Linked DNA regions of Homo sapiens: region 1 is linked to region 2. The links are chromatin loops, found by intact Hi-C in ENCODE. Cell type or tissue: IMR-90. All regions are shown on one strand. Links, peaks and the distances in the headings refer to the core of each region. The heading gives the core; the rest is flanking DNA.

What was found. A loop is a pair of places that touch in the nucleus more often than their neighbours do. Peaks named below come from ENCODE experiments on the same cell type or tissue, not always from the same donor. Only the 100,000 strongest peaks of a DNase experiment are listed, where the experiment ranks them.
Region 1: it touches region 2 in a loop (2.5-fold over the local background); 2 of 110 quality-filtered maps call a loop at or near these places.

Annotation. Positions count from the first base shown.
Region 1 is chr7:84,192,687-84,198,078 of GRCh38, reverse strand. It overlaps SEMA3A (semaphorin 3A), which reads left to right and starts at 3,290. Exons shown (of 17, transcript NM_006080.3): 1 at 3,290-3,604. The coding sequence starts at 3,493. RefSeq lists an enhancer at 2,369-3,176. In IMR-90, for the core only: a CTCF peak has its summit at 2,984; DNase peaks (open chromatin) are centred at 1,728 and 2,968; H3K4me3 peaks cover 3,837 bases; H3K27ac peaks cover 3,355 bases.
Region 2 is chr7:84,370,453-84,375,844 of GRCh38, reverse strand. It overlaps a transcript of SEMA3A not described here. Among named protein-coding and RNA genes, the nearest start is that of LINC03017, 160 kb to the left of the region's middle. RefSeq lists an enhancer at 2,954-4,153. In IMR-90, for the core only: no CTCF peak of the experiment used is centred there; a DNase peak (open chromatin) is centred at 3,404; H3K4me3 peaks cover 401 bases; H3K27ac peaks cover 601 bases.

The sequences.
Region 1 (5,392 bases), core at 160-5,159, 180 kb after region 2:
AGAATTTAGGCCACAGATTCTCAGAGTAAGGAGTGATCTGGCCGGGCTCGGGGGCTCACGCCTGTAATCCTACCACTATGGGAGGCGGAGGCCGGCAGATTGCCTGAGTTCAGGAGTTTGAGAACAGCCTGGGCAACACGGTGAAACTCCGTCTCTACTAAAATACAAAAAATTAGCTGGGCGTGGCGGCGTGTGCCTGTAGTCCCAGCTACTCGGGAGGCTGAGACGGGAGAATTACTTGAACCCGGGAGGCCGAGGTTGCAGTAAGCCGAGATCGCGCCACTGCACTCCAGCCTGGGGGACGGAGCGAGACTCCGTCTCAAAAAAAAAAAAAAAAAAAAAAAAAAAGAGTGATCTTTGGAGGAGTGGATTAAAATCTGCATTGTACACATGCAGCCAGATTCCGATAGATTCTGACACCGCCCATCCAGGTCCACCCATACCTTGCTTCTACTTTAGTTGAGAAATAAGTTGAAGTTTGATTATCCTCAGGTATTTGGGGATATTAAGAAAAAAAAAGTTAAACAATTTTATTCAACTCTGAGCAAAGTCGAATGAGAAGGCAGTAGAAATATAATATTCCAAATGCTTTTGTGAGTGTTTTTCAGGCATTTACTTTCTTCTTTCATTTTTTATTTAACATTTGAATTATCTGTGTGTGGCCAGACATTTCTAGTATTTTATAATTTAATCAGTCTAGGACAGTTAGTTTGCCTGAAGAATATACTATTTTTACATTTCTTAAATAAAAAATCTGCAGAAAAGCAAATATAAATGCAAACCTATGAAACTTTTAAACATCTGGAAAAACAGGAAGATCATAAATAATTTGGAGGATAAGAAAAATATCAAATATAAATAATCATATCATAGTTTATAAAAAATCGTGTGTATATGGAGGTGTCTGTGCTACCAACTTCCATGTGTCAACATTAATTTAAATTATTCATTTTATGAAATGAAATAACTTTGTCCTGATTTTGTGGTTCAAAATCCAGATTTTATGTTTTTCTTCCCCCATGGAGCCATTTTTGACCCTCTTTTATCTAAATTTACTTACAGCCTTTTGTTTTATTTGGAGCATATAAAAATGTTTTAGGATTAGACATTACACAGGTGAAATGGATACACTTATAAATTTTATTATCCTGTTTAGTTTTGACAAAAACTTGCTCTTCTATTCTAGAAAACAAGAGTAAAAATATAAATATATTTTAAGACATATAAAATATATACTAATGAAAATGGTAAAACTACTTAAAGCATTTAAACTAATTATATGTGAGATTTCAATAGGATAATTCATTAGTCCAATCCTTGAAATAATCCCAAAGCGACATGAATTCCTCTGCAGAATGAATGTCTATAGAGAGTAATCCATGGAAGACAGACAAGCCTCTTGTCATTTGTAGCCTTAATCCATTGCCTAGAGCGTGAAAGTGCCTAGTATAACAAGTGTGGGAATCAGTAAAATCAACATTATTTTTGGATTTTATTTTCTTAACAATACTGGCTGATCAATAGGCTTGAGGAAACTGACAAATACAATAAGATCTGTTTGATGAGTCAATCTAGTGAAGTAGAGAGAGAATTCCTACTCCCTTTTCCCCATTCTCCCCCTCTTTAAATCCTCCTCTTCCTCCTTCTCCACCTACATTCACACAAGCCACACATCCAACGGCAGAGAGGGAGAGACAGAGAGAGAGAGAGAGAGAGAGAGAGAGAAAGCAGAGCGAGCGAGCGCTGTGCTTTCTCTATTGGTCTGTGGACATTAAGTAATGAAAGCTGTAGTGACAATGCTTAGATCATTTTCTTAAGAATACTAAGCCACTTTCAGTAGGTGTTTATGTTTTTAATTGTGAGACTCACTCTCTCCCTTCAGCCAAGAAGTTTCCCTACTATTGAAGTTGAGTCTCTGGATTCCAAGTGCTGTTCTGGAGGTGGGGGGTGGGGAGTGGTGGTAGGAGGGGGTAGGGCAGAATCATTTGGGGAATAAAGGAGAGAAAGTTCTGTCCTGTTAACTTTTTTATACATCCCCTAAAGATTCTTGTAAAAATATCAGCTTTGAGGAAAACTGAATGAAAAATAAGAGAGAAAATTGAGAGGCCACAGCCAACTACTTGTTTCAGAAGGAACTAATGGTGTTCATATGACTGCCTGAATACATGCCTATACGTCCCACAGAAAATTTAGTAACCCTTCAGCAGCTCATGAAGACACAGAGATATTCTTTTCATGTTACTCCTTGACACTCAGCAGGGACTTTTGTGAACTTTGTCATCTTCCGCTGCCCTTTAAACCAAAACTAGGGAAGTGTCTTTAATTAATGAGATGTGATGCATTGAAAATGTTAGCCAGAGCATTCCAGAAGCTGGAAAACCATAGACGTTTTTAAATTCTGAGTATCCTTTTGAGAATCCCCCGTTGTAATTTATAATTCTCAAAGGACCTATATTTGTCTTGAACTGATTGTTGGAATGGGCTTTAGTAGGAATTTCTTCCCTGAAATTGCAGTGGGACAGAGGAAGGGGGTGGTTGAGCCCAGGGGGTTTGTTGGGAGGAGGGAATGATCTCTAACAAGGCTTTAAAACCTTCAGTGGTTAAAGTTGTATTGATGAGGATATATAGACACACACACACACACACACACACACACGCACACATACAATGCACAAGTTCAGCAGGATTGTATAATGAGCATGAATTGTAAATTTTGTAGGTAGCAGAATTCAGATTTTTAAAATCAAAATTGCACCCAAAAATGGCTATAAAACAACGCTTGCCTTGGGAAGTAAATTTATAGCTACATGCCTTTCACAGGCACGCCTGAGGGTTCTGCTCCCGGCTCTAATCTCTACGAGATGTTTTTTGCATGTGTTGTGTGACAGGAGGGAAGGGGAGTAGGTTGAGCTCGCCTGTTCTCCCATTGTCAGCCAGTCTAGTGAGTGTTGGGGAAACCTGTCTGTGGGATCTTGTGTCATCTCCCTCTACATGCGTACAGGAAAAGTCCGCGCTGCTCACGGTTTCTCTCTCTCTCTCTCTCTCTCTCTCTCTTTCTCTCTCTCTCTCTCTCTGTTTCCCTTTCATTCTGCTTCCCCGGAGCCGAATGAAGCAGGGAGCAGGATTAGAGACTGCCACCGGCTATCAGAGGAGCTTAGATAAAAGGAACTGCTTCTTAAGCACCACTGCAGCAGACCTTGTTAATTTTTTTTTTTTTTCTTTCCACACAACAGTTGTGCCTCATTATCCGGTGCCTGGCTCGGAATTTTTTTTTTTTTTTTTCTTTTTGGAGGGTTTGAAGTTTCTGTGCTTCAGTGACTGTTACAGAAGAAGAGGTGTTAGTGTTGCCATGAGGTCTTGATTGTCTGCATTTATGAATGAAACTGACCTAAATCACCTGTTACCTCCAGTTTCCAGATTGTTTGAACTTCTCTGGCCGCACAATACAGGAAGGAAGACTAAAGCAGCAAAGGGACCTACAGCGTCTGCAGCATGGGCTGGTTAACTAGGATTGTCTGTCTTTTCTGGGGAGTATTACTTACAGCAAGAGCAAACTATCAGAATGGGAAGAACAATGTGCCAAGGCTGAAATTATCCTACAAAGGTAAATCTTATTTTTCTTTTATTTGGTTAGCTTTGTAATAACCGCCCCCCCCCTTAATTCCTTGAACTCCCTCCCAACCCCAAATCATCAAACCTTTAGTTTAACCTGGTAAACCGACGTGATTATGTGTATCTTTCTGAGATGCTTTAAACGCTTTTTGTAAAAAGCATGTCTTCTGTTTGATATATGACAACTTAAATGCAAACAAAGAACATTTAATCACATTTGCTGAAAAGAGCTGTATGCCTGGTACACGCTGATCTGTATATCTTATTATCCTATCTTATGCCTGTTAATTTTTCCGACTTTAATTCTATTAAAATATTTTCTTAAAAATAGAAATGCAAAAATGGTCTCTTTGTAGATGTGCATGCCTTACCTATAATTACTATGATGAATTGCATTTTCTTAGTTTTAGACATGAAATGGTTAATCGTCATCATGAATATTCAGTTTGTTCAAATCTGACAATCAGATGCTTAACATAAGCAGTAGATCATGGTTTGCCAAGAGAACATAAACTGGATGGAACAGACTAGTTTTTCCACAGTGCCTTATGATTGTACAAAAGACTGTATTTGGCTAATTGTGTAAAGCTAAAGTCTTTGAAATATTATGTTATTTAATTCTATATGTACTTCAGTGAGAACTGCAGACACATTACTGTCTGCTTGCATAGGTAGTTGTGTAAACTTCTCTTTTGAAAAGTATAAATTAAAGAGAGAAAAAAGAGCTTTATCACTAGTGCTTTATTTGGTTACAATTTAATGTATGTGCTTATTTTTATTGAGGATTTTTTATGTTTGTTCCACATTTGCTTAGATAGGTCTTATAGATAGATGATGTGTAAAGTAATGCTAAAGTAGAGCCCAAAATGATATACATACATTTAGTGGCAGTAAATCTTTCTATAACTCAGGTATTATTAAAATGGAGTTGAAGATTAAACTGTTTTAACTCAAGTAGTTTTACTCCCTAAGGTGTTGATTTCTTATGATTCTCAGATTTCTAAAATTGGGGGTGGAGCAGTGAGAAGCTCTAATTAAGCTTATTTTTTAGCCTATAAGTTAAAATAAAAATTATTGAAGGTATTTGTAGAGATGTCTGTCTACTGTACCTTGCTCTTATGCCACAAAACATATTCTTTAATTCTCATATGATGGGGAACATCTTTTTCTGAATGCCCTAGTGTGAATGAGGATCTCAAATCAGAAGAGAGATGTAATTTTCACACTTTGAATTAGAAAATTAAACACCTAGTAATGTGTTTCTTTGGACTTAGTGCTCGTTAAATGAAATGCATTGAATTAGAATATCTATTTACTTTTTGGTGTAATGTTTTCCTGAGTATCAAGTTGGGAATAGAGACTTAAACATCAACAAACAGAAGTGCAATTGTACTTATGTAAGTTTTAAAAAATCATGTAGCGTTATTTAATTAATTTAGTAACTGTCTTTAAATTATTTCCATAGTATATGATATTATGGTGTCTGTGTTTTTATCAGTTTTGCTTTCTGTTTTCACTCCTTGACAAGGTGACATCAAATAAGTCTAAGTTGATGGTCCACTTTATCCAAGTTTATGTTCCCTATAAGTTTTACATGCAACTTTAGTTCTCAAAGATGTGACTGGCTATTTGTAATACTTTTAGTTTAACAAGTTTAAAATCATGATATATATTTTAAAAATCTGCTAGGCTTGAATATATCTAAGTGCTAAATTCATTTTAAAATAAAATAAAAATAGGGAATTAAACTTTTTTATTTTGCAAGAATTTTATTTCCATG
Region 2 (5,392 bases), core at 281-5,280:
ATTAAGGATAGGAAGAGACAGGTTAGCAGGTACAAAACTGGAACTAAATATGAGAAATAATTTCTAGTGTTCAGTAGTTAACAACACTATAGTGACTACAGTTAACTTTTTTTGGTATATTTTCAAATAGCTAGAAGATAGAATTTTGAATATTCCCAACACTAAGATGATAAATGTTTGAGGTGATGAATATACTAATTAACCTGATTTGATTATTACACATGGTATCTTTGCATTAAAATATCATACAGTACCCCAAAAATAAGTACAATTATGATGTGTCAAATAAAAATAAGAATAAATTTTAATAAAAGAAAGAATACCTACCACATTGGATTGGCATATAGATCAAATGAAATAATTCCCCAAAGCACTCTGTTCAACCCTGATACTGAAGAAGATTTTAGTGACTGGCAGCAGTCATCACATAGGGTTATTAGAAAGACAAATAAGGTGGCATACGTGAACAATGAATGGAGCTTGGTACTTTGCGCACTCAATGCCCTCAATAATATTACTTTTTCTGGCCAGGCACAGTGGCTCATGCCTGTAATCCCAGCACTTTTGGAGGCCAAGGTGGGTGGATCACATGAGGTCAGAAGTTCGAGATCAGCCTAGCCAAAATGGTGAAACCTCATCTCTACTAAAAATACAAAAATCAGCTGGATGTGTTGGCGGGTGCCTGTAATCCCAGCTACTCAGGAGGCTGAGGCAGGAGAATAGCTTGAACCAAGGAGGCAGAGATTGTAGTGAGCTGAGATGGCACCACTATACTCTAGCCTGGGTGACAGAGTGAGACTCGGTCTCAAAAAAATAAAAAATAAAATAAAATATTACTTATTCCCTGAAACAGTCTCTTTGAAGTACCAATTTATGCTTCAAACATACACGTCTCCTCCCTAGGATTGCAGATAACGAGTCATAGTGCACAGGGTTCTGTCACATGCAGAGGCTATGGCAGAGTGGCTGATCCAGTTACATACATCTCACAAGCACAGTTAAGCCTCTGATTCCCTATATACTGTCAATCATATACTTTAAAAACAATTACTTCCACCAAATATACCTATCATCAACCTTACAAAGTTACCAATCCACTAGGCCAATTATATTATTAGAAGCTTGCTTTTCCATTTTTACATCTAAGTCCAACTCTTCTCTCTTAAAAGAATACTTTTAGAAATACCTTAAATGGTTTACTGTTATATTTTTGTGATCAGAACAATTTTAGATCATTATTTTAGCTTAACTATAGATGCAGATCACTATAAAGATGATAATATAAGCACAACACCTATAAACCAGAGACAGTTTTAAACTAGATGGTCATTGTCCTTTTAAACATTTCATTGTACTTGCGTATGCACATACACACACACACATCAATTCATAAAATGTAAGTGTATGAAAGATATGTGTTTAATATATGTATCTTAATGGGTACAGTGTTCATATTCAATAATTGACTTAAATATATTTTTCGATGGACATACAAGTTTTCTACTTCCACTATTATCAGCAGTGCATCAGTGAACATCTTTGGGTATAAATATCTTTGCACACATATTTATTGCTATTATTTTAAAGAATTCTTTGAATGGAATTGTTGGGTAAAGGATACACACATTCACATTTTTGATACATACTGTCTTTCACAAATCAATTACCAACTTTTGTTCTCATTGACATGCAGTGTCTTAAAGTTTGCATGAGTTTCATTCTCTATTTACATTGTTTTCTCCTCTGGGCTTCTGCCCATGAGATGCTGCCTGAAATCCATTCCTCTCCCGTGATCTCATGACCAGGCCTTGTTGACCATGCTTTTTCAATGACTCTTTTAGCTGGGCCCTTTCTTCAAACTTGAGGACTTCCTTGCTAATCTTCTTGTCACCTAAAGCCAAACTCATCTCATGCCATATTTTCAACAACTACTTGTTAAAAAATATAATACAAAATAGTAAATACTAATGTTAATGAATGTAACTTAAACTTTCTTGGAAAATGTTAGTACTCACTTTTATTTTCCAGACACTAGACAAAGTACTATGTATGCATTATATGAAAATTGAATGTTATTATTATTAACTTCCTCTGCAATAAAAATCTGAAGCTCAGAAAATCTTAGTTATTTTCCAAGGATAAATATATGTAGCACATTTGGGCTTATATCCTTGGTTGTATTATTGCAATTCTATTCTTAACCACCATGATGTACTGTCTGCATTTGGAAATTCAGGAACAAATTTAGAGCTTTGCCAACGTTTCAAAGGCATGATTTTATAAATTACTTTTATTCATAAATTACTGTGTGATCAAAAATATAAATTTACTTTGGGGTAAGTCAGGCTGATCTCATATTATTTCAGAAAATATCTGTTATTTTAGTCCATAATAAAAAGTTACTGACCCTATTTGCTTTTTGTTAATAATGACTGCGGACATTTCCTAAGAGATGCCTAGTTGAAAATATGTCCATGTAACGCTGATGAAGTAGGAATTTGGGCAAGGTTGTAGATGACTGATTTCTGTGCTTATTTCAAAAATGATTCTATTCAACATGTATTGAAGAGCTATTATGGAATACCAAACTACAGGAAAGTTGGTGGCCTTAAAGAAACCATCAGCTTGGTCCACTGGAGTTATCCGATGTGTGAGCTCACTCTAGTTTCTACAGGTTGACTGGGGACACTTATTTAGTCTGGGCTTGGCTGGGGCAACTTAGCAAGGGCTTCTCCATTCCATGTATTTTTCATCATTCTTTTGAAACCAGTGGGTTAGCCCAGGTATGTACATTTTATGGTGACGGCAAAAGGACAAGAGAGCGAATGGAAACATACAACATATCTTGAGGACTCAGCTTTTGGAGCTGGCATGTTGTCACTTTTACATCATCCTATTTGCAAAAGCAAGTCTCATGATGAAATTCATAGCCAGAGTGGGGAAATATGCTGTTCCCCTTTGAGGGAAGAGTGGCAAACTCATATGGCAAAAAGCATGGAGATAAGACGGAAGTGAGAAGTAGTGCCAGTAATACAAGCTAGCACCAAAGCAACTGAGTTTTTACTTGAAAAGATATTCTGGTTCTAAACTTAAAAACTAACCTATATTTTTAATTATTTGGTCACGGGGTACTATGAAGTTTTTTGATTTCCTGAGACAGAGAGGGCATGCTGCAGATGTTTTAATTTCAGGTCAGGTGATTTCTACCTATGAAATGATTTTGCCTATGTCCTTTAAGAACCACTTGTGTGTTTCTCTGAATGCAGTTTTCAGCACTAAAACTCTCAATGAGTGACTCATTAAACTAGTCACCATTGTATCCACCCACTCAACCTCTTGCCATGGCCTCCAAATCTGAGGTTGCTCTGTCACATAAGCATGATAACTGTAGAATCCAGAATTCCTATTCAACTTGTGCCAAAACACTAAGCCTTTAAGTTTAAGAGCATTTGAGGATAATTGTAAGAAAAATAGCTTGGTTGCTCTGTAACCAGATGCTAAGTTGACTAATACTCACTCACAGTGAGTTAACCGGAAATTAAAGGAGGGAGTCACAGCCCCAGAGTGTGAAAGAAGATAGCCGGAAATGTCCAAAGCAGTTAAGAGGGCGAACAGATTTTGTCTAAAAAGATAAGGCAGCTAAACAGAGGGTGAGAAGACATGAGCCAAATTTACACACACAAATAGTGGAAATAATCTCTGAGAATCCAATTTGGGAAGAAGTGAGGGAGATAATAGTGCTCTGAGTGCCTAGTGATGAGAGAACAAAGAGGTTAACGATGCCTGAGAGACAGGATCAGTAATGTTTCCAAGGTGTCATGGAAGAGTCTGCTGGCAATAGGACAGAAGTGTGCTTTTTTGTTTATTAAACCAGTTTACTAAGAAGGTTCAAGTTTGCGTCAAAGTTCAAACTTTATAAATTATTTGTTTGCTTTGCTTTCCAGAATATTTAAAAAAACCATCCATGGGACAGTCTAACATAACAAAGGGAATTATTCATCAAGAAGAGGCCCTTTAGCAGGTAAGTGTGAGGAAACCCTTCATCTTTAAAAGGCATATGACTCTTTGCTTGGTGTTTGACTTTAAGTGGAACCGAAAAAGTTTTAAGGAGATTAACATCTTTATATTCTTAAAGCCAATGTCTTCAAAATAACAACCTAAAAGCAAAGTGAAAAATCCAATCAGGTGTTTATTGATTTTTTCAAATTCAAATATATATTATAATATTGTTTCTCAACTTCTATGAGATATAGGGCTTGTCTTGATATAAGTAATGAGATGGATATAATTATGTTCCATGATTTAATATTTTATTTTCTTATATCTTAATTATGAGTTGATGCTATAGTCTGAACAATTAAGACCTAAATGCTTTTCCAAATTTACATAAAAATTCAAAATTTTGTGTTAGAAAATTACTTTCTAAAAAACTCAAGTATTCTGCATCTGGGTGGAAACTAAAGATAATTGCCAATTCTAAATGTTATTATGATTACTGTTCCAATTTTATTGTCTTAAATTCCTCAACTGTCTACTTCCCCCATACTATATGACATAAATTAAAGTCTCTGAGCCATGTTATATGTTGTTCACTAGTAAACATCAACGTGCTGGTACAGAAAGGCATATCTGATTCTGTAAAAAGTTTCTGAAGGAACAAGATAATAAAAAAACAATGTAAATCTATTTGCACAAACCTAATATTACTGGAAGGAGTTTCTGTCAATAACTACTGATGTGACCCAGTGCTTCTAACCTATATGAATGTACATCCATGTATATATGTTAGATAGGGTAGATATACATATTACCTATCTATATACCTACCTATTTACCTCCTCCCTCTCCCTCCATCATCCATTCTCATGTTCTATATGGTTATATGTTCTATATGGTATACTAGATACTCAACTAATCTATTTCAAATAAATGAATTAGTAGTTTCATCCATAGCTGTTGTTAGCATGGAAAAACTTAGGGGAACTGAGAATCTTTTTTTCTGCCTTAGAACATGCTATATTAACTTGTGGTTTATGTAATTACCATTGTATGTCTCCTTATTTTTGTCCCTAAAGAAACTTTACATCTTACAACTTCATCCCTATGAATTTTATTTCCTTCCCTATAAAATGAGAATAAAAATATACATTATAAAGGTATATTTGAGGTCTAAACAAAATAATGTGTATTAAATGTAATGCCTTGAAAAGGTAAATATTTATAAATTGGCATGGCTTTGAGACAATAAGAAAAACTAGAATTGGCACATGGTTAAAGTGGGAATTCAACAGAGCAACCAAGATGTTTCTAACCTTTTCTTTTTAATTGTATTTGAGGCCTATCAAATCTAACTTTTACACGAAATTATAAATTATTCATGATTTCCATAGAT